Linked DNA regions of Homo sapiens: regions 2 and 3 are each linked to region 1. Evidence: chromatin loops called from intact Hi-C (ENCODE). Cell type or tissue: heart left ventricle. All regions are shown on one strand.

Region 1 (8,000 bases):
ATGTCGGGCAGGGGAAGACCCTGGAGAGCCTGGGTTGGCCTTCAGGGACACCCCCACCCAGAGGCCGCAGGGATCATCTGGAAGGCTAGCTGACACTCCATGGAGAGGGACCAGGCAGTGACGGGAGCCCTGGCAGGACTGAAGGAGACTTTGTCGGCAGAGGGGCCTGGGGAGAGTGAAGACCACCACCCGTTTCCCACACACAGCCGTCCAGAGGGGCTGAGCCTTGAAGAGGGGGGAGCGGGGATGTCTTGAGGCCAGAAACCACCCCAGCATGCACGCACATGCACCTGCATACATGCACACGCACATGCACACATGAATGCACGCACAAATGCACACACGCACATGCACACGTGAATACACACACGTGAACGCACACACGAATATACACATGCACATGCACACAATGTGAATGCACACACGAATACACACATGCACATGCAAATGCACACACACGAATGCACACACGCACATGCACATGCAAATGCACACACACGAAGGCACACGCACATGCACACACGAATACACACATGTGAACGCACACGCGAATGCACACACGCACACATGCAAATGCACACACGCAAATGCACACACATGAAGGCACACAAGCACATGCAAATGCACACACACACGAATGCACATGCACATGCACACATAAATGCACACACAAGCACACTCCCCAGCAGTGGGGATGCTGCTCTCCCTGTGCTGCAAGGAGGGAAAGCGATGGGTGTTTTGCGGGACTGGAAGTGAAGCGTTAATGTTGGCTGGATGTTCAATCACCCAAAAGGCCCAAAAGCCTCAGCCCTGGCCCAGCTGCCATGCAAGGCCAAGAAGAGGGGACTCAGCTGAGCAGGGGTGAAGGGAGGGGTTGGGGGGCACATTTAACCCCAGCCCTAAGTCAGGGCTCCTCCATGAACCCAGAGAGTCCACACAGGAGGATGAAGACACCGTGCGCTGTGCCTCAGACGGGGCCATCTCCCAGGTTTCTCTACCTGGCCCAGGCATCCTTTTGGTCACAGCCCCTGACATCTGCTGTGGGGCACAATCAACCCTCAAGGGGGGCTCAGGGCTTCCCCTCCTGAGAGGGTTGGGGTGATGCAGCCCAGCAGAGAACCCATGGGAGGCTCCCACTGCTTTCCACTGCGGAGCCCCACACCGGCTTGGCTCCTCCCTCTCCACGGGCATCCGGCCTGGGTCCCGCGGACGCCTCTTCTTACGCAGGGAGGGGAGTCCCTTGCTGTTTCTGCAGCCAGAGGATCCTGCTGGGCACGGGTGCTGCACGAGGCTCCTTGCTAGAGTGGAGAGCCACCGCTGTGTCCCCATGCCTCCCTAGAAACATGGGTGTGGCCGCACCTGGAGGCCCAGCTGGAAGGGGCCCAGCTGGGCACAGCCCCTACAAGCTGCTCGGGGGCCTGAGTGGGACTGAGACTGTGTGGACCTCCGGCCACCAACTCCCAGAGCCACCCCTAGGCTGGACCTCAGGGGTTGGCTGTTACGGAGGTGTGATGGTCGAAATCAGGAGTTGTCCAACCTTTTGGCTTCCCTGGGCTTGGACCACATTAGAAGAAGAATTGTCTTGGGCCACACATAAAATACACTAACACTAACGATGGCTGACGAGCTAAAGCAAACAAAAAAAATCACGAAACAACTCATAATGTTTTAAGAAAGTTTATGAATTTGTGTTGGGTCGAATTCAAAACCACCCTGGGCCACATGGGGCCCACGGGCCTCGGGTTGGACAAGCTTGATCTAAATATGTGTGTTCCCCCAAAATGCACATGTTGACCTGTCCCCCAGTGCAGTAATATTCAGAGGTGAGGCCTTTAGGAGGTGATTAGGTTGTGAGAGTGGAGGCCCGTGAATGGGACTGGTGCCCTTAGAAAAGAGGCCGCCCCTTCCACAGAGGGAGCACCCAGCGAGAAGGCACTGTCTATGGAAAGCGGCCCTCACCAGACACAGTCTTCCAGCACCTTCATCTTGGACTTCGCGACTTCCAAACTGTGAGAGATACATTTCTCTTGTTTCTACACCACCAGGTCTATGGTAATTTTGTTATACCAAGACAAACAGCCAAGACAGGCAGAGCCTGGAGGGGTGGGGTGAGCTCAGGGGTGCCCAGGGCAGAGCCTGGGGACAGAGTAAGCTCAGGGGCACCCAGGGCAGAGCCTGGGGGCACGAGAGGACAGGCCTGTTTCCCCTGCAGCGAGCATTCTCTGTCCCCCACTGCATTGCACAACAGGCTGGGCACAGGCAACCCTGGCTGCTCTCTGGCTCCGTGCCTGGCAAGGCCCATCACCTTGTGCCCAGGGTCAGGCCACTCCACGGGCAGAGTCTGAGCTGCTCTCAGCATTGTCTTGGGGCCAACTCCTGGTGTCAGGTGTCTCCCGGACCTAGGCTGGAACGTGGGGCCACTCAGGCGTCTCTGACAGGTAGGATCCAGGCACAGGTGGCTCACGATTGATCGACCGTGTGGGGGTTAAATGTCTCCCTAATAAGCCCTCCCACACCTCCTTTCCAGCAGCTGCTAAATGCCCTCAGGGCACCTCATCTGCACAAATTAAAGTCTCCTGACCCTTGTCTGTGCAACCAAACTTCCTGAAGGCAGCTTCTGTCTCGTGTCTGCTCAGAACACCACAGCGGGTCCCACCGCCGTGATGCTAAGAGTCATCTGACCTGTCCCCACCTGCCCTTCCTGCTTCACCTGCCCCACCCACGCTTGCATCCCCCATTCACCTGGTCCTGAAGCTGGGAACCCACCTCCCTACACTCAGCCCAACAAAGAGCAGCCATCCCCAAGCCCTGAGTGACTATGGCCCCCCCACCCGCCCCCCCACCCACATCTGGTTCTGCAGAGAGCTGCATGCCTCCAGGTCAGGGCTGCCTGCTCCAAGGTCACCGGTACCCAGTCCAAGGTCGGGGGCATCCTATCTAAGGTCGGGGGACCACATGCCTGCAGGTCAGGGCTGCCTGCACCAAGGTCAGGGCTGCCTGTTTGAAGTTGGAACCAGACCTGATTTACCAACACTGTGCCCAGTCAGGGCCTGGACACAGCAGGTTTTAATATCTGTCCAAGGAATGAAGGCAGAAGTAAAGGAAGCCTTCTCCATTCTTTCAGCAGCCTTGGACGTACACTGGGCAGGGCGAGGGACACTGGGCATGCTTTTCTGAGCAGCAAGGACTGGAGTCCCCGACCAACAACCTCAGGGACCAGCCTCAGGGCATGGGAGGACTTGAGGGAGGAGGACCCTGGGAAAACCTTCCAGAGCCCTCTCTGCCAGAGAGAGGTGTGCCTTGCCCAAGATCACTTATCCTGGAGGGACACGAGCTGACACAGACACGGCCCAGGACAACCCTGGCAGCCTCTCGCCTCCTGGACTCCCTGAGTCTCCAGCTTTGCCGTGATGCCAGGGTCCCGGTCCAAGGCCAGCCTCCTCTCAGCCAGGCAGCCCACCCCAGCCCAGCCAGGACCAGCTGTGTCTGGGGGAGGAGGGTGGCCCTGCGGTGGGGGCTGTGGGGAAGGGGCAGATGTATGACAAGAGGGGCATTGTCCACACTCCTGACCAGACTTCCAGGAGCTCCAGGGGCGGGAGCAGCAAGGCAGGCTCTGAGCTGCAGGATCCAAAAATAGCCTGGGGTGCGGCCAGTGGCCAGGGTTGGGCAGCTGACTTCACGCCACAAGCATCCCGGGAAGGCTCAGCTGTCTGTGGCCGCACCTGCTGGGCCTCTACCCGGAATGCTGCCCTCAGCGGGATGGGCCTGTAACGGGCCCCTGGGCCACCCACATGCAGAAAGCCCAGCTCCTCCTGAGGCCCCAGAAGCACCCTCGGGTGCCTGGAGGCTGCTGTGTTTCTCGCCCTGACTTGTCCATGGACCCTGGGACAGCCACGGCCCTCACCAGGCCTGGGCCACTTTGCAAGCTGTGGGGGGTGCTGTCTCCCCATTGAGAGTCCCTGGAGATTTGCCCCACGGGTTGGGGAATGACAGCATGACCCCCACCTACACAAGGCAGAGACCCTTGTTCTCCTGGAGTCAGTGGCCCTGTGGGCCCCAACGCTGGGCTCGGGAGAGATTCGCCACATCCAATTGAAAAATGAAGTGGGTGAGCCAGGCACAGTGGCTCATGCCTATAATCCCAGCACTTTGAGAGGCCGAGGCGGGCAGGTCACTTGTGGTCAGAAGTTTGAGACCAGCCTGGCCAACACGGTGAAACCCCTTCTCTGCCAAAAACACAAAAATCAGCCGGGCGTGGTGGTGTGTGCCTGTAATCCCAGCTACTCAGGAGGCTGAGGCAGGAGAAGAGATTGAACCCGGGAGGCAGAGGTTGCCGAGATCGCACCACTGCACTCCAGCCTGGGCGACAGAGTGAGAGCCTGTCTCAAAAAAAGAAAAATGAAGTGGGTGACAACGTTTCATTTCATTCCTGATGCAATTCACGTTTCCTCCGCAAAGGCTTCAGGGCCACGTGGACCATCCACAGGACCCTGGGTATTCCCTGCAGCCCCCAAGCCCCGCCATGGCTGACAGAGGGTGAGGGGCTTGCCCTGGAAGGGTTGGAGCTGGGGACAAGCATCTTCTGGGACCCGGCATCAGAAACAGCTCTTAAGGGACAGACAGTAAATTCCTGCAGCTCAGCCAAATGCTGTGGGGGACATGACCAGAGGAAGGCGGTTCCACACCAGGGAGGGCCTCTGGGAGGCCATGGCCTTTCCAGGGACGAGAAGCAGGCAAGGAAGCCTTGTGTACCAGGGGAGGTGCTCCCGACAGGCTAGCAGCAGAGGCAAAGGCCCAGGGCAGCAGCGGTCAGCTTGGGGTCCGAGGACAGCTAGGACATTGGTGTGGCTGCCGCTGAGGGAACCAGACAGAGGATGGCCACACGTGGGGACCCTGAATCTTATTCTGATGTCAAGCCGGTCAGGGTGTGAGCAGAGACAGGCGCTCCCTTCCCTTGCTTGGGATCCAGCCTTCCCCTGGAAGGGGCCCTGCAGGCTGCCGAGGGGCAGGGAGGAGGCAGAGGCAGATACAGAGGCTGACGCAGAGGCATAGCACTGCTGGCCTTGAGTGGCGGGTGCCCCGGGGCTCTGGGATCCATCCTGTTGGGGATACAATGAAGCCACAGCAGGCCAATGAGTTGAAGGACAGGAGTCAGGAGAGCAGTGAGGGCGAGGTGGGCTCGGGTGTGGCGGGCCCTGGACAGCTGGCCACTGTTTCTGGGACTTTGGATGGTGGCGTGGAGCCTGGCATTTTGTCCTGATGATGCCCGCCGTGCCTGGGGCTGGCCGAGTCTTCCCCGCTGGCCTGGGCCCCCAAGCTAGGGCTGCCCTCTCTGCCAGTCTGAGCTGAGTTTCTAGGCTGAGTTGGTGGCTGCCTCTCTGGGTCTTCTGAGACTTCACCAGGTAGTCTCTGCAGAAGCTTCTGGAACTTGCTGCAGCCATGACTGCCCCAGAAATAAGAGAGGTGCCCTTCTCTGCCCTTCACCCACCCTTGAACACTGGCCCAGCACCAGCCTGAGAGGGTCCTGGGCAGGGCCAAGCTTGCAGGACCCCAGAGGAGCCCAGAAGTGGTCCTGGTGGGGGTGCTGGGGCGTGGGGGTCCCCTGGGCTGGCCACCAGAGGGTTTCCTCCAGACCGCTGTGTGCCTGGGCTGGGGGAGGGCCTGGGCTGGGAACAAGGAGGATCTGTGCTCTGGGCCTGGGCAGGAGCCAGTTTGGGGCCCTCCTTGGGCCTTTGAAGTCCCAGGCGCACCCACCCTGAGGCCTGGGTAGGGCAGAGGCCTGGTGAAGCCCCACAGAGGTTTCTTGCGGAGGAAATCTCAAGTCCCTGAGAGGGGCAGGTGGGAGAGGGATGTGGGAGGGATGGGAAGAGGGGGCAACGAGAGCAGGCTGTGGTGGGGGGAGGGGCGTGGCAGAGGGGCAGGGCATGGAGGGGGCAGGGCTGTAGACAGGAAAAGGAGCACGGAGGAGGACAGGGCTGTAGTTGAGGGGCAGGGGTGTGGAGGAGGGGAGGTCATGGAGGGCAAGATGTGGAGGGGGGCCAGGCCATGGAGGGAGCAGGGTGTGGAGACGGCAGGACTGTGGTAGGGGTGAAGGGGCATAGAGGAGGGCAGGCCTGTGGTTAGGGGCATGGGTGTGGAGGATGAGCACGGCAAGGAGGGAGCAGGGCTGTGGTGGGGGGAGGGGCATGGGGAAGGACAGGGCACGGAGGGCAGGGCCATGGAGGGTGGGAAGTGGTGGGTGGGCTGTGGAGGTCCCCCCAGGGCCACTCCTGTTGGGGCTGCTGTAAGGAAACCCCATGAACTGCGTGGCTTGTAAACATCAGGAGTTTATTTCTCACAGCCCAGAGGCTGGAGGCCGGAGATCAAGGTGCCAGCCTGGTCGGGGTCTGGGGAGGGCTGTCCTCTGAGTTGTGGATTTCCGACTTCTCATTCCGTCCTTAAAGCGGCAGAAGGAAGGGGAAGGAGCCCTCTGGCCTCTTCTTACAAGGTCACGGGACCCATTCATGACAGCAGCGCCTTTGTGACCGCATCACCGCCCAAAGCCCCACCTCCTAAAACCGTCATATTGGGGTTCGATTTCAACATAAGAATTCGGGAGCTGGGCGTGGTGGCTCACACCTGTCATCCCAGAGCTTTGGGAGGCTGAGGTGGGAGGATCGCTGGAGCCCAGGAGTTTGAGGCTGCAGTGAGCCATGATTATGCCACTGTACTCCAGCCTAGACGACAGAGGGAGACCCTGTCTAAAGAATTTTGGGGCAACACAAACATTCAGTCCATAATACTCCCCATGGACAGGCCACGCTTCTTGCCTCAGCTTGGATCTTCTAGGCCAATGCAGGTCCCAGCCCAGCAGCCTCAGCGGACCGAGTCTCGGGGGCCGGCAGGGGTCTGTACCTGCTTCCCCGGCCCCTTTACCGCCCACCACTCTGCTCAGGTCTCTGGACCTGTGGGCTTTCCAGGCTCCTTAGACCAAAGCCCACCAGCCCGAGCCCAGCATCTGCGCAGGTGCTGTGGGGACCAGGACATGGGTGCTGGGGTGCACGGCCTCTGTGATAATCCGGGACACAGCACTCGGACGGAGCCTGCACTGTTTCTTAAACACACACAAGGTGGCCTGGACACAGATGCTGGAGTGCGCGGCCTCTGTGACAATCCGGGACACAGCACTCAGAGGCTGCACCATTTCTTACACGCACGGGTGGTAGCCCCTTCGATGGACAGTACTCATTCTCAGACTCTGGCTGGGCCCCTGGGGTGCTGGAACCAAGATGAGGAATCAAAAACAAGGGTCTGGGAAGTAGCCCAGGCTGAGGCTCCTAGGAGGGAGGGCGAGAAGTACCCGAGTACTAGGGCTAGCTGGACGTGTTGACCCTGCTTGGCCTCCCCTCCCAAACCCTGGACCTCAGTGAGCCTGGGTACTGGGGCTAGCTGGACGTGCTGACCCTTCCTGGCCTCCCCTCCCAACCCCTGGACCCAGGTGGACTGGGGTACCAGGGCAAGCTGGGCATGCTGACCCTGCCTGGCCTTTCTGGTCTCATTGTGACTCAGGCCTGGGGGTTCCCGAGGCTCCCAGCTTAGAGGCGGACATGGCTGTGAGGCCCTCGCCCTTTCCCACTCAGCAGGGATGAGTTCAGGGATGGCCAGGCCCCAGTGATGTCACCAAGTTGAGCTTCTGAGCTTCTGGTGCCTGTGTGGGAGCTGCAGCCCTCAGGAAGAAGTGTCCTCCCCTCCTCAAGGGACCAGAGAAGGAGGATGGGGAGGAGGCCTGGCCCGAGGTCGTCTGATGCCAGCCTGGGGCCTGGAGCAGCCTGGAGCCAGCATGCGTTCCAAGGGGAATTCCTGGGGAATGATGCAGCCGGCCTCGCTATCACAAGCTGTCATTTGAGGGAGAGCCGCACTCGGAACGCCTCCCAGCCCCAGTGCAGGAATCCATCTGGCAAGTCTGCCCTCGGACACTCACAGGACACTCTTCCAGGATCCCTGGGCCTCGGGGTGGGGCC
Region 2 (8,000 bases), 72 kb before region 1:
CGCCGTGCACCAAAGCTGTTCGTGCCTTCACTGCAGGGGCCAGAGACCAGTCAGGGCTGTCCACGGGGCAGTCACACGAGGAGGCCAAAGGCGTCCTCACTCCCTCCTCCTGCCTCCCCAACTGCACAGCCAGGCACAGGCCTGGACAAGGGTCTCAGCAAATGCTCGATAAGGGGCAGATTTTTCAAAATGAATGATTCCATTTGCAAGTGGACAGTTTAGTGACATTAAATGCACTCAGTGTTGTGCAGCCGTCACCACTATCGGTGCCTAAAACCCTTTCCATATTTCCTAACAAATGCTCTGCCCCTGTTAAACATGAACTCCCCAGTCCCCATCCCCCCAGCCCCCTGCCAACAACCCTTCTACTTTCTGTCTCTATGAATCTGACTTCTCCAGGCACCTCATGTAAGTGGCATCTTACAGTGTGTGTCTTTTTATGACTGGCCCATTTCACTTGGCATCATGTCTTCAAGGTTCACCCACGTTGTGACCTGTGTCCAAATTTCTTCTTTTGTGGCTGATGTCCTATTGCATGGATGCACCAGGTTTTGTTTTTCCGTGCACCCAGTGACATGTGGGTTGTCTCCACCGTTTGATGATTTCCAACAGTGCTATGAACAAGGGGGTGCAAATATCTCTTGCCAACGCTGTTTCCAATCCTTTGGGCTGTAGACCCAAAAGTAGAATTCCTGGGTCGTGTGGTAATTCCGATCAATTGAACAATGTGTCTCTCAGAGGTATTCAATGGAAGAATTTGTCCCTGGATGTTTTTACTAAAACTTACTAAAGCCAAAAGCCAAAACATCATATTAGTTAACAGAAAATTGCTCTGACATATGCGGAATAACCGGGAATAGAAAGCATTCTTTCCAAAGCGATCACACCAGGTAAATTCAGCCACATATGAGTCTAACTCTTCACCGTGAACACCTCTCATGCCCTTGAATTGTGTTTCACATCTGTTCCAACGGACTGGATGTTTTGAGCATGCACACCGAGAGATAACATGAAACAGCAGATTTTTCCAAAAAAGACTCCTTTTGAAGCGAGATCCATGATGATTGACAATTGTAGCAAACGCACTTCCAGGAATAGCCGTGTCTGCGTTGGCGTCTTACCATCCACCATAGGGGCTGGTGATGTGACGAACATCCAGGAGCCATAGACAGCAGATTACACGGCTCCAAGAAGTCAGCGGCTGGCGGATCTGAGGCACTGACCATCCCAGGCTGCAGGCTATCTTGACATAAATGTTTCTCCCCTGGGAGAAGTGGAATGAAAATCTTCTAAAAAATAACACCACTAAAAATAGGAAGTTTGAATCTGACCCACAGTGTTGATCACACTTGAGGAATCTGACCCCCAGGACGCCCAGGGACAAGTTGTTCGATTGATCCGGTAACTCTGTTTAACCTTTGGAGACAATACCAAACTTGACAGCGGCTGCACCGTTTGGCACTCCCACCAGCAGCGCACCCAGGTTCCAGCTCCTCCACACCCTTGAGACTCTTGCTTCCTGAGGTTTTGACTCCAACCATCCCGGTGGATGAAGCGGAATCTCATTACAGTTTTCATTCCCATTTCCCTGCTGACCGATGATGTTGAGTGCTTTCCCTGTGCTCATGGGCCGTGTGAGCGTCTCCTTTGGAGACTGTCTATTGAAGTCCTTTGAAGTGGCATGTTATTTGACTCGAATGTTCTGACTCACCTGGAACCACTGCAGACACCACCCACCCCAGCCCCCACAGTGGCCAGCAGTGTCGCCAACCCTCAGGGCCACTGTTGGGAACTTGGCTGGGGTCCAGCGGGGTGAAGGGAGAGAGTGCCCCCGGCTGTTCTGATCCACCCCCAGCACCTTTCCCGGCAGCCCCCCTACCCGAGGTCCTGAGCTGCTCGGTGACTCCCAGCAGCGTCGAGAACACAAGGCCCGAGCTTTCTCACGGTTTGAGTTACAAACCCGGGCGGGGTTAGTGATGGGATTAACTAAATGGATCAGAAATTACCCCTCTCTGTTTCTCCTTTCTTACCTTTCTTTCTGGCAAGCACCTACTCTTCAGAACCATCAAGGTCTCCCCTCCTCCCCTCCTGGGACCGGGTGCTCTCAAAACTACTGAACACCAATTAATTTGTCTCATTTACATGAAAAAGTGCAGAAGATGTCTTTTTACATAATTAACTATATTTTGCAAGTCATTAAAATTCTGCAGCCCTGCCCACAATAGCACCCTATTCACCGCCAGAGATAAGTGCTGGGGGTGGGGGGTGGAGGGGGTGAGCATAGGGGCCCACAAAGGAGCAGGCCTCACCAATGCATATTCATGAGAAGTGGCTGCCAGCTCGCTGGGCCCGTTCCCACTGCTGGGGCAGGGAGGGCCAGGAGGGCTGGGTGGGCTGCCCTGAAGACCACACCCTCCCGAGAGTGGGAGGGTCTTGCTCTGGGGCCACCCGTCTCTGCCCAGGCCCTGCCTTTGGCACCATCCCTGTGTCAGTGCAGAGGACCGGGGGGGCTCCGGGCTGAGGAGGGGCCACCTGCCTCTCTCCTGCCTCCCATCCACCTCTCTCCCTTGCCACAGACCAGCCCAAAAGAGCTGCTTGTGGGTGATCCCCCTTCCCAAAGGAGTGGCCTTGTCCCAAAGGGACAGCTCCCTGTCCGGCGGGGTCTCACGCGTGCACTGTTGGGGACGGTCTGCTGGATGGAGTTGGAGGCCACGACCCCTCCTGCATGGATCCCACTTGCCCTGCACCTGGCAGTGCCAGCACCATCTCTGCAGAGCATGTCAGGTGAGGTGGGGGCTTCAAGCAGGACCCCACCCTTGCAGCCAAGCTTCCCTGTCTCCTCCTGTGGGATGAAGCAACATCTGCCATCCTTGGGGCAGCTTCGCCATCACTAAGAAGTGTGTGTCCCTGCAGCAGTGGGCACCCTTGCTACCCGACGCGCAGGCGCCCTCCTCCAGGCTCACAGGAGCATAAGCTAAGCCAGCAAGGAGGCGGTGAGTGGCTCCCAGGACACAGCAAGCGAGGACACGGGCTTGGCATCTGCCCCTCAGGCCAAGCCTTCCACAGCCTCGCTGCTCATGTGCTGACGGCCCACTCTCTGAGTCAGGTGCTCAATCTCCTTTCAACAGATTGACTGTGAGCCCTGAGCAGGGCTGGCAGACTGGGCCCCAGGGCTCCCTCTGTCTTCAGGGAACCAGGAGGGAGGCCTGGGTCGAAGCCTGCCTACCGCACAGGCTCCTCTGAGCTTCTCAGTGCTCCCCCATCTCTAGGAAAGGGTGTCTGTCCTCAGGCACAAAAGCCATGAGGCCGGGGCTCATTCCTCCCCAGCTCCCACTGCCAGTCACCCCTTGGGAGTTACCCACCCCTGCAGCATCTTCTCTCTCAGGGGCTCCTCCTGCTCCACATGGGGGCCTGGCAGGCTACCCCTTCTCTGTGCCCAGCCTGGGCCCACAGTGTGCTCAGACAGCAGGCATGGACCTGGCCTCGGGGTCTCTCGGGAAGGGCTGCTCCTGGCTGGGGTCCTAGCCCAGCTTCCAGGAAGGGTCTCTCTGGGGTGGTTCTGAGCCTGAGCCAGATCTGAGTAGACGGACTCAAGGACTTTCATGGGGCAGAAGAAGCCAATGACTGCCCAGGGAAAGCAGGAGCGCTGCCAAGCCAGTGAGGTCTGCAGGGTGATGGACGTGGAGGGGCTGGGAGTGGGAGAGGGGCCACACCTTCTCTGCGGGTGCTCTCTTCCTGGGGGAAAGCCTGCAGCAGGATGAGAACAAAGGAAGAAAGAGCTTCTTAAACAGGAAACCCTGGAAGAGCCAGTCCTTGAAGATGGACCCCGCATGGCTAACTGGGCCTAATTTCAAAACAGAGCCAAGAGACCATCTGCTGACTAAAGGCCACACACATACTGTGCGCTCCCAGAAAACCCCACACTCACAGCACTCTGGGGCTTCCATAGCTGCCTGTTCCTGTCCACCACTCCTGGGAAATCCATCTGGACCCAACCATGGGCTGTCGCCTGTGCCAACCAATCAGAGCTCAGCAAGTTTGTATCCCGCATTTTCATAGTGGACCAGAGTGGGAACCTGGGTGGGAACTTTATAAATGACGTCCCCTCTCTTTCTTCTCTCAGAACACACTTTTGTTTCATGCCAAAGGCTACGTCTCCCTGGTTTGCAGACTGCTCAATGGAATAAAGTCTTTCTTTTTCTGAAAGAAAAACCTTTTCAGGGGATTTGCCTACAACGCCCACCATGAAGCAGTGTCGGAACACGAGCCCTGCTCACCTCAGAGACCTGGAAGAAAAACAGGTGCTCTGCAGCATTGATTGCAGCTCCCTTACCGAGACTCGGTCTCCATGTTGGCAGGCCTGTTCTAGAACATTCCAAGTCAAGTCAGGATGGTGCCCATGTGATTCAAAAGGCCAGTTCCTGTCTTAGCTTTGCTGGGGGGAGCACATGAACATAAATAACAGAGATAGAAATACAAATATAAATTCCAGGCACTGGCACTGTCTAAGGGGCAAACCGGGCCTCAAAGCCCCCCATGCAGGATCATTTGCAAGCACACGGTCGTGTGTGCACGTGGCCTCTGCGTGATTCTAAGTGACCCTCTGCACAGGCTGTGTCCAATTTTAATTTAAGGAGCAAAAGGAACATAAACAAGAGTCCAAGGAGTGCAGCCCGTGGCCTGCTCTTCAGTGTCCTCCGCTTGACAGGCTGTGGTCCCAGAACCAGGCTACACACACTTCCTGTTTGGTCTGGAATCCTGTGGATGGGCCCTGCTGGTCTGAGGTCCAGAAACGGTCCCCAGAGCTGCCCCGTCCAGGCCTTCTGGGCATTTCCTGCAGGGGCTGCACCCAGCTTCCTTGTCCCTTCCTTGGCCGCATGTCTTGGCACCTGTGACCTCCTGGCCACACCTCTGCCCTTGGCCTCCTCCGGGCTCCTCAGCCTGCCTGGATGCTGATGAGGGCCTTGGCAAGGCATGGTGCTACAGGGGGCACAGCGTGGAGCTCCCTCGACCTCATCAGCTGGGGACCCAGACATGCCTTCCAGACCTGTCCAGGCAGCCTCCTCCTCAGGCCCTTCGTGTCTCCCCTGCCTCCCACTCCAGCACCCCTGAAAACACCCAGGTCAGGGCCCACCTCAGGCTGGCCCACTGGGCAGTGCCCTCCCAGGGCACCGTGAGCCTTTTCCTCCCCATGACCCTCTCTCCAGGGGGACAGCAGAAAGCCCATCCTCTCCCTCCAGGGGGTGCTGCTGACTCTGTGGTCCCCTGAATGAGACCATCACTGTCACTGCTGAAGCCACGTCACAGTGGCCAGGCCCACCCAGGCCTCCCACCAGACAGGCTCGGCTCTGGGCCACTCATCTCCTGGACCAGCGCTAGGATGCACACCCCTCCAAAAATAAGAAGGAGGGCAGTGGGTTCCGAACTCAGGTTTAGAAAAAACACCAAGACAGTGTGGTCCCTTTGCTGAGCTCCCCGCCGGCCAAGTGTGTTCAAAGGGTGTGCCTCCATCCCAGCCTAAAGCCAGCTCATGCGCGTCACCAGCCTGCAGACAGCTCTCCCCAAGGCAGGATGTGGGTGGCTTCCAGCTGGGAGACAAGGGTCCCACAGGGCGGCCCTTGCAGACATGGGGGCTCTGCCTCGAATGCCTGGTCAGTCTCCACCTAGAAGACAGACATTCCCTGTAATTTCTGAAGTGGGAGTTCTTTCACTTCAGCCTCAAAAAGTGTTTCTGAGTGGAGGGCTCTATCTTTATCCATAGCTACCATCTCAGGCAGCAGTAATAAAATGGTAGAGTAAGTGAGTGTGTGTGTGTGTGTGTGTGTGTGTGTGAGAGAGAGAGAGAGAGAGAAAGAGAGGAGAGAGAGAGAGAGAGAAGTGGGGCGGGTGGCAAAGCAAATTAAATGCTGATTGCCACTCAACAGGGACGAGTTAACTCTGGGCCCTGGCCTGTGACAGCACCCTTGTCATTCTCATGCTCCCCAGTCTCCCTCTGACTCCTGCAATCGTGCACCTGGTGGCTGTGTGTGAGCTGCCTCATAAACTGTGAAAGCAGGCTCCCAGACCCCAAAACCATGACCCCCAGGAGGCAGGTGTTGGCTGAGTCTCCAGAGCCAGCACAGAGCCCAACACCAGCTGCATTCCTGGGCAATTGTCTGGATGGGAGTGAGCGGCCCTTTCCTGCTGCACGGTGGGTCCTCAGGCATCAGAACAGCACCCTGCCTGGCCAGGGAGCCTTTGACTGACAGGCCAGGCGGGAGTCTGGGCCTCGGGATCAGGGGAAGGGAGATAGACAAAAACGATGCCCCAGACACTGGTGGGGGTGCCGAGGGCACCGGGAAAGGCAGAGCATGCCTGTGACGTGAGCCAGAGCCTTCTGAGGAAGGGCTGGGGGCCCCTCCCAGCCATCCGGAGCTCAGGCTGAGTTTGTGGTCCAGCACAAGATGTTCTCACTTGGGCCTGTCCCAGGCCACAGCAGGAGAACGGGAGACCAGTCTGGCTGGAAACACTGAATCCAGTCTCAGACCAGAATGGACACTTCAGGGCCACTTTCTGAAGCACACAGCCTCGCAGCCATGGCTTTTGGTCTTGTGGCCATTTCCCGACTCTCTGGGAGCCGATCTCAGTTGCTTGCCCTGACTTTTCCAGCTCAGGGTCCTATCCACTTCATGAACAAGGAGTATGCCTGGGCCTGGAACTCACAGCTCCCTGGGGCCTCATTCGAAGGACAGTCGACAGATGGAGAAACAGCCCCCAGGGCCTGGCACAGGGGACTGACCCAGCGCCAGCGTGTGCCTGAGCCAGCTCGTGCCAGCTCATGAGAGCCCACTGTCCTCTTCCCATCTCTGCATCATCAGCTTGAAGTCAGCCATGCCAGGAGTGTTTACACCATGGGAATCAGCAAACACTAGAAATAGGGGACTTTGTTTTTTCTTTGAGAGTCCGTTGTTCAACATTTACCAGCACACACAAGGGTTGATGAGTACGTTCCCCAGCCTGGGACAAAACCCGTCCTTTCCCACTGCCCTTCTCTTTTTGTTGGTAATTCATATGTCCACCCAATACTCACTTCATGCCACCTGCTCTGTGCCAGGCACTGGGGTGGGTGCTGGAAAGGCAAAGGTAGTTGGACACAGGCTCTGCCCTCCAGGAACCCAGGGGCTGGGAGGACCTGATGACGGCTGAGCGTTAACAGTTCCGACAGGAGGGAGTGCAGGACACCCGCTAGGGGAGGGAGAGAAGCGGCTCCGGGTACAGAGCACAGCCCCTACCAAGGACAAGAAGTTTCGGAGGCCACAGAGCTTCAAAGGACCACGTATGGCTCTGCATGCCAGGGAGGAGGGTAAGCTGGGGGCAGGAATGAGGAAATCAGAGACACCAGCAGGGACAGGATCGTGGCCAGCCCGTGTGCCTGCTGTGAGTGTTCACTGTGTCCTGGGGGCAATGGGGGCTAGGGCCAGGCCAGGGGGAGGAACCTGCTGGGGCCCACCATTTGGGAATAAAAACGGTCTTCTCATATTTTAGTGAAACCAGGTCAAATATTTTATCACAATTAGTTGATTCAAAAGGGAGCCCCTGGTCACCACTGACTCTTCCTTCGTTAGCTGTTTTCTAAGGTTGTCAAAGCCAGAGACTACGAGAAGGAGATGGAGACCCTCGGTAAGTCAGATGGTGCACAGCAGAGTAGGGGAGGCCAACCTGAGCCCTAAACCTGCAGAAGAGATCTGCCAACACAGAGTGGCTCTCACTCTCCATACTCCAAGGCCAGGCATCAAGTGTGCACCACAAGCAGAGAGCAAGACGTTCACAGGTTGCCTTTCCATCTGTGGCTGAAAATCCTCAGTCCAGGGTTTCTGATGCCCTTGATTTTGTAAGCTGTCCTGCCATCGCATTAGGTATTCAGGTGCCCAGCCTGATGCTCTTGGCAATGACCAATTGCTTCCACCACCCTTGTTCCAGGAGAGTACAGCATCCCGTGGATCAGATCCACCATCCTTGTT
Region 3 (8,000 bases), 110 kb before region 1:
CACTCTGATTCCTGAGAGTCTTGGAAGGTTATTGAAAATAGAGAGTTGCTCTATGCCTGGAGCTTCTTATGGCCATCATGTCTACCTGGAGAGACAGCGTGCCCAAGAATGAAGCTACCCAAGGGGAAGCAGAGCAGAGATAGACAGGCAGATGGAGACAGCCTCTTTGGAGACCCTCCATGAGCTGCTCCACCCTCGGAGCAACAGTGAGCAGTGGGATCCTCCATGTGCTGCTCCACCATCAGGGGCGACAGTGAGCAGCAGGATCTTCCACGTCCTGCTCCACCATTGCTGGTCACCGTTGCTCCAAGTCTAGCCCCTGTGGCAAATCCATGGCTCGGTGGTCAGGATTCATGCCTGTGCAAGTGACTAACATCTGTTTCAAAACTTACAATGTGACAGTTGACTAGTTTATGGAATCAGAAAATGTAAGGGGTAGATGGGTTTCAGGCACAGCTGGATCCAGGAGGTGAGTCTGTCATCAGATTGCTGTCTCACTGGCTCCCGATGGTGGAGCAGCACATGGGAGGTCCCACTGCTCACTGGTCCCCGATGGGGAGCAGCTCATGGAAGGTCTTGCTGCTCTGGGTGGCCAGGAGCCCCCTGTGCCAGGAGCCTGGTGCTCAGGAGAGCTGCACCAGGCCCCACAATGTCCATGGGTGATGTCCTGGTGCTGCAGGCAGCAGGTCAGGGCTTAGTGACCATACAAGTTCGGGGTGCCCAGAGGAAGGAAAACCCAGCTGCCAAAATGGGATTCCCCCACGAGAGCCTCCAGCCCAACTGCCGCCCCTCAGTGACCTCATGAATCGATGCAGCTGCAGGTCAGGGTGCGGATTTCCTGAGTGCTGCATGTGCGCAAAGACCACTCGGCCCGCATTGGACGGAGCGGTGTGGCCCCCTAAGATGCTGACCAGCCCCGGCCAATCATCTCCAGCCACAGCCACCCAGGGCAAGTATTTGTAGGCCCAGCTACTTCCTGTCACTCACGTGTGAGCACACACAGGATAGAGGGTGACGCGGGTGGTGCCGTCCACCCAGCTTCCCCGCAGGCTTCGTTCCCAGCTCACCCACCTCCACACGCGTGCACACACACGCACACACATAAACACACGCGTGTGCGCACACACACAACCACAAATATCGTGAGACCACGCAGCCCTGGGTTTGAGAACCAAAAAGCCAAGAAATGGTGCGTGGGCTCAGCAGAAATGACTGTCCTGGGGGCTGGAACGGACGATGTGGCGACATCATCAGCCGACCGTAAACACCAGGCTCACACTGGCCTATTTTAAAAACAAACGCAAGACAAACTCATCCCTTCCTTCCCGCTTTCCACCTCCCCTGTGAAATCTATTTTAAAAGATCAGAATTTTCTTTACATCCACCTCCGAAATGTGCTGCGGGAGATAAGTGGGGCATAAACACATGGGGGTGCCGGGGGCGGCGGAGAGCCAGGAGCGGGAAGGAGCCGAGGGATTCGCAGCCCGAAGTGGAGGCTGATTCCCCAAACCCTCAGCTTCACAGCAGCCTTGGCCCCTGCCAGGTGAACGTGAAGGAGCAGCCTTCCGGATTCCAGAGCTCCAGGCTCTCAGGGACCCTGAGGCCCTGACCGTCTCCTCACAGGCCTCCTCCAGGGGCTTGAGTCAGGAACCTGGAGCAGGGCTTGGGAGGTGGCCGGTCCCTGTGCCAACGGGTGGAGACCAGCGTGTGTGACACCACCATGCACTAGGCCCCAGCTGGCCTCCCCGACACTCTACAGAGCTCACCTGTTGGGTGACAGAGCACTGTGTCTGCTTTCCATATGGACAGGGAGCGCCCGATCCTACCAGGGACCCTCACTGTTGGGAACCCAAACCCCAGCTCAGCTGCAGTCCCACTCACCCCCACTGGGCAGCCCTCATGCCCTGGGTCAGGAAGATGCCCGCTCTGCCCAACTCACAGCGCCCTATACCATAAAGGAGGCACCAGGGTCCACACCGGCCTGGGGAGAGACAGCCCACAGCAGCTCCAGCTCAGAGACGGAGACGGCAGAGTGGTACCCTGCAGAGCAAGCCGCTCTATCTCCTTGTCCCTCCACTTGAGAGGTTCATCGGGGTCCCCTATCTGGTCCAGAGAGGGTGGCCCCTGTGCAGTGCAGTGCCCCATCTCATCCAGTGGAAGCTGGAACGGAACTTGGGGGCTGGACAGTGTGGCCGGTACCCTCCCTCACCCTGGCTAGCTAGACTGGGGGTCCGCCTAGGCCATGGAAACAGCTCCAGCCAAGTTCCACTTGGAGCTCGCAGGTCAAAGGGCTGACACCCTCACCCAAGGGCGCCCTAAGAGCCCCTGGGAGCCCCTGCTGCTCTTCCCCGAGGGAGCCCACCCATCCTCACAGACCTGCTCCCCTAGGCTGATCGCCGGCTGACTGTGTGTCCCTGAGAGCTCTGGGAGGCGGCTGAGTGTGTGTGGGTTCACTCTCCTGCCCGAGCCCTGCAGCACAGACCACCCTGCCCTGGGTCTGGTTCAGGGTCCTAGGGCTCTTCAGCCCAGCACTCCCAGGGAGCCCCACCTTTGAGGCCCCATGGAGCTGGATGTGGAGTACAGGGGTCCCCACCGCCCTCACAGCCTGAGGCCCTGAGGGAGAATGGAAGGGGCAGGCCTAGTGAGCCCTTCCCCAGCCAGGCTTTTGTTTCCCCCACGAGCAAGAGGAGGCGGGGAGCGGGCAAACTCCACTCATGCTCTTGACCGCTCGGCCAGGCATCGTTCTTCTCAAGGCCAAGGGCAGACAGCAGCCTGGCCCAGGCCCATGCCAGGGCCCTTCTGGGAAAGGGAGACACAGTCTATTTTTGCTCTCTGACAACACAACAGAAACAGCCGCTGTGACTTATCTCCACTGCTGAAGGACTGAGGCAGCCACACAGCTGGCTCTGCGCCCTGGGGCTGCGCAGCCCCCTACCTCAGCCCCAGCTTGAGATAAGAGTGGCGTCAGGGAGGGGCTTCAACCAGGCCAAGAATACCCCCCACCTCTCACCTCTCTGTGGTCTGCACGCCTGAGTCTGCCCCTCCCACAATTCCTCCAGGACCCCTCTAGGACTTCCTGGCCTGAGCTGGACATCCCATGGGAAGTTTTTCGCAGCCCAGCTAGGATCTCACTTCTTTGTGCAACGTCACCTACTCCGAGGCCCAGAGCCCTTGGAGGCACCCTCCCATGTCAGAGGCCAGGAGCCTGGATTTCCGGAAACCCCAGGCTGTTGCCCCTCCTGCTGGAGGAGCTGCACGTCTTTCCTCTGAGGCCTGAGTGGAAGTGAATTTGCCAGATAATTTTAGCACAGAAATGAGCACTCAGAGGAGGGGCAGAGCTTAGAAAGGTCAACAAGGACGAAGAGAATGCCCATGAGGGGTGCTGTGGCCTGCAGGGCCAGCCCTGGCCTCCTGTGACCAGCAGTGACCCAGGCAGCCATCCCCACACTGCTCACCGCACACTAGGCTTGTTGGAAACCTCGGAGCCCCAGCAGAAGGCAGGTGGCCTGCCACACCGCTACGACATTGTCCCCTTTCTCACATGGCAGCCTGGAGTAGGTGCACCTTGCCAGGCTGGGCGTAGCTGGGAAGGCCACATGGCCACCTGGGATGACCCTGGGTGACGTCCCAGAGAGGTGATCTGCAGGCCTCAGCTGTCAATTCCCTGCCTGGAGGGTCATCAGGCTGGTTCCTGATTCCAAGGACTGAGCCCACATGATACAGCTGAGCTCTCCCCACCAAGGCCCATGCTGGGGGTCACAGAGCCCTCTGGAGGAGTAACTGTGACCATGTCTGGGCACTGTGGAGCCAGCTGCCTGGAGATGAATTCCTGCAAAGAGTTTGCCTGCAAGGGCTCCCTCTGCTCATCACAGTGAAGCCTGACCTGGGATTGTCTCTGGGCACCTCCTCCTTTTGTCTTCTTTTGATCAAAGTGTGGCCAGTGGTGGCCTGCAGCTTCCGCCTAATAAATCAGGGTGCTGGGCACAATAGGCTCTTCACGTCAGGTGTCGTTCAAGACCCCATTAAACAGGAAGATGGCCCAGGGTCTGTGTGGTATTTTTCACCGCTGTGAACGTGAATGTGGAGAGGCAGAGTGAAGGGTCCTTTTGAACTTTGTGGAAGAGGCAGCTCCCTCTCTGTTCTCCAAAGCTTCCTTGGGGTGAGTTACATAAACGGCAGCAAATCCAGACCCTGGATTGGGCACTGAGCACCTGCTAACATGATTCCGTGGAGTATGTCTATGGTGCTGTGACCCGCATGAAAATCCCAGTAGGCCTTGTGTGACTGGATCAAGTTACAAGACTGTGGACATACAGGTGACCTCGTTATTACCACTTGTTTGGAAGGAAATTTTACATAGGACAGAATGCACACATGCTCAAAGGCACAATCTGATGAGTCTTGGTAACTTTATATCCCCAGGGCCAGCAGCACAATCAAGACAGAGCATTTCCAGGGCTCCATAAAGTTCTCTCCTGCCCAATTCCAGTCAAATTCCAGTCAATCTCCACCCCTACACCCAAAACTTTTCCTAATTTCTGTCAGCATCTATGAGTTTTGCCTTTTCTTGGACTTCATATAAATAGAATTACATAGAGAGGATTGTTTTCTGTTTGGCTGCTTTTGAGGTAGGAGTTGGGACTTGACTCTGGAAGTGGCACTTGAGCTGTGTACCAGATTGAAGACTGGATGAAACAGGGAAGAGGCAAAAGCACCTTTCTATAAGACAGGCCCACCAGTGCCATGTCACTTTACCATTGTCATGGCAACAACCAGAAGTCATCACCTCTTTCCATGGTGATGACCTGACAACCTGGAAGTCACCAGCCTTTTTCTAGAAATTTCCGCATAATCCACCGTTAATTTGCATGTAAATAAAAGTGAGTATAAATATGATGGCAGAACTGCCCCTGAGCTACTACTCTGGGCACACTGCCTGTTGGGCTAGCCCTGCTTTGAAAGGAGCAGCACATCTGCTACTGCCTTGCACCGCCGCTTCAGTAACATTTGCTGTCTAACACCACTGGCTCACCCTTGAATTCTTTCCTGGGCAAAGCCAAGAACACTCTCAGGCTAAGCCCCAATTTTGTAGCTCACCTGCTGATATGGTTTGGCTTTGTGTCCCCACTCAAGTCTCAGTTCTAATTGTAATCCCCATGTCTTCAGGGAGGGACCTGATGGGAAGTAACTGGATCGTGGGGGGCAGACTTCCCCTTGCTGTTCTCATGATAGTGAGTGAGTACTTGTGAGATCTGATGGTTTAGAAGTGTGTGGTGCTTCCCCCTTCATTCTCTCTCTCTTCTGCCATGATTTAAGACATCCCTTGCTTCCTCTTCACCTTCTGCCATGATTGTAAGTTTCCTGAGGCCTCCCCAGCCATGCAGAACTGTGAGTCAATTAAAACTCTTTCCTTCATAAATACCCAGGCTCAGGTAATTCTTTATAGCCAGGTGAGAATGAATTAATACAGAAAATTTATACCAGGAAGGTGGGGCACTGCTATAAAGATACCTGAAAATGTGGCAGTAATGTTGGAACTGGGTAATGGGCAGAGGTTGAAACAGTTTGGGGGGCTCAGAAGAAGATACGAAGATTAGGGCAAGTTCAAAACTTCCTACAGACTTGTTGAATGTTTTTAACCCAAATACTGATAGTGATACAGACAATGAAGTCCAGGCAGAGGTGGTCTCAGATGGAGATGAGGAACTTATTGGGAACTGGAGTAAAGGTCACTCTTGCTATGCTTTAGCAAAGAGACTGGTGGCATCTTGCCCCTGCCCTAGAGATCTTTGGAACTATAAACTTGAAAGAGAGGATTTAGGGCAACTGGAGGAAGAAATTTCTAAGCAGCAAAGCATTCAAAAGGTAACCTGGCTGTTTCTAGAAGTGTATGCTCATATGTGTGAAGAAAGAGATGATCTGAAGTTGGAACTTATATTTAAAAGGGAAGCAGAGCATACAAGTTTAGAAAATTTGCAGCCTGACCGTGTGGTTGAAAAGAAAAATTCATTTACTGGGGAGAAATTCAAGCTGTTGCAGAATTTCCATAAGCAACAAGCAGCCAAATGTTAATAGCCAAGACAATGGGGAAAATGTCTCCAGGGCATTTCAGAAATTTTTGTGGCTGCCCCTCCCATCACAGGCCTGGAGGTCTAGGAGGGAAAAATGGTTCTGTGGGCTAGGTCAAGGACCCCACTGTTCTGTGCAACCTTGGGACATGGTTCCTCGAGCCCCAGCCACTCCAGCTCCAGCCATGGCTAAAAGGGGCCAAGGTACAGCTCAAGCCACTGCTTCAGAGGGTGCAAGCCCCAGGCCTTGGTGGCTTCCATGTTGTTTTGGGCATGCAGGTGCACAGAAAACAAGAATTGAGCTTTGGGAACCTCCACCTAGATTTCAGAGGATATATGGAAATGCCTGGATGTCCAGGCAGAATTCTGCTGCAGGGGCAGGGCCCTCATGGAGAACCTCTACTAGGGCAGTGCAGAGGGGAAATGTGGGATTGGAACCCATACAGAGTCTCAACTGGAGCCCTACCTAATGGAGCTGTGAGAAGAGGGCCATTGTCCTCCAGACCCCAGAATGCTAGATCCACTGACACCTTGCATCATGTGCTTGCAAAAGCTGCAGGCATGCAATGTCTGCCTGTGAAAGTAGCCATGAAGCCTGTACCCTTCAGAGCCACAGGGGTAGAGCTCCCCAAGGCCTTGGGAACCCATTTCTTGCATCAGTGTGGCCTGGATGTGAGACATAGAGTCAAAGGAGATCATTTTGGAACTTTAAGATTTAATGACTGCCCTGCTGGACTTCAGATTTGCAGGGGGCCTGTAGCCCATTTGTTTTGGCCCATTTATCCCTTTTGGAATAGGAGCATTTACCCAATGTCTGTAATCCCATTGTATATTGGAAGTAATTAACTTGTTTTTGATTTTACAGGCTACTAGGCAGAAGGGACTTGCCTTGTCTCAGATGATACTTTGGACTTGGATTTTGAGTTAGTGCTGGAATAAATTAAGACTTTAGGGGACTGTTGGAAAGCATGACTGATTTTGAAATGTGAGATGGACATGATATTTGGGAGTGGCCACAGGCAGAATGATATGATTTGGTTCTGGGTCCCTACCCAAATCTCATGTCGAATTGTAATCCCCATGTGTTGGGGTAGGAGGCTGGTAGGAGGTGACTGAATCATGGGGGTGGACTTCTCCCTTACTATTCTCATGATAGTGAGTGACTTGTCACGAGATCTGATGGTTTAAAAGTGTGTGGCACTTCCCTCTTTGCTCTCTCTCTCTCCTGCTCTGCCATGTAAGATGCGTTTGCTTCCCTGTTGCCTTCCACCATGACAGTAAGTTTCCTGAGGCCTCCCAGTCTTGCTTCCTGTACAGCCCATGGAACTGTGAGTCAATTCAACCTCTTTTCTTCATAAGTTACCCAGTCTCAGGTAGTTCTTTATAGCAGTGTGAGAATGGACTAACACACCTGCCCAGTATCACTTTCACTTAACATAGTATTTTTGAGATTCCTCCATGTTGTCACATGTTCCCTTTCATTACCAAGCAGTATTTCATGGTGTGACTATACCATCACTTTGTTTATCCAATTTTCTGTTGTAGGTCATGTGACTTGTTTTCCAGTTTTTATCTATTATCAGTGAAGCTGCTATAAACATTTAAGTATTTTGGGGGATATGTATTTTCATTTCTCTAGGGTAAGTATCTAGAAGAATTACTGGGTCACAGGAAAGATGTATATTTAACTTAATAAGAAATGACCAAGCAGTGTTCCAAAGTGGCTGTACAATTTTAAAACCCCACCAAGCATGTTCAAGAATTCTCATTGTTTATATTCTCACCAGTATTAAGTGTTGTCAGTCTTTTTAAAAATTTTTTAACCATCTAGTGGGTGTGAAAAGCTATATCATTGTGCATTTCATTGTATGCCCTTCTGACTTATGATTTCTAATGATTTCTAATGGTGTTCACTTTTGTTATTGATTAGTA

What was found. Hi-C counts contacts between places; a loop is a spot of excess contacts. Peaks named below come from ENCODE experiments on the same cell type or tissue, not always from the same donor. Only the 100,000 strongest peaks of a DNase experiment are listed, where the experiment ranks them.
Region 2: it touches region 1 in a loop (5-fold over the local background); 4 of 110 quality-filtered maps call a loop at or near these places.
Region 3: a loop joins it to region 1, with 2.0 times the contacts of the local background. A loop is called at or near these places in 19 of 110 quality-filtered maps.

What each region holds. Positions count from the first base shown.
Region 1 is chr2:240,366,606-240,374,605 of GRCh38, forward strand. No RefSeq gene overlaps it. Among named protein-coding and RNA genes, the nearest start is that of GPC1, 65 kb to the right of the region's middle. RefSeq lists enhancers at 1,957-6,972, 3,025-3,914, 7,423-7,977. In heart left ventricle, a CTCF peak has its summit at 3,819; DNase peaks (open chromatin) are centred at 2,296, 3,444, 3,666, 7,906 and 1 weaker place; H3K27ac peaks cover 4,532 bases.
Region 2 is chr2:240,294,318-240,302,317 of GRCh38, forward strand. No RefSeq gene overlaps it. Among named protein-coding and RNA genes, the nearest start is that of GPC1, 140 kb to the right of the region's middle. In heart left ventricle, a CTCF peak has its summit at 3,156; DNase peaks (open chromatin) are centred at 3,024 and 5,079; H3K27ac peaks cover 270 bases.
Region 3 is chr2:240,256,553-240,264,552 of GRCh38, forward strand. No RefSeq gene overlaps it. Among named protein-coding and RNA genes, the nearest start is that of OTOS, 120 kb to the left of the region's middle. RefSeq lists enhancers at 1-74, 1,388-4,186. In heart left ventricle, a CTCF peak has its summit at 3,226; a DNase peak (open chromatin) is centred at 2,759; H3K27ac peaks cover 2,811 bases.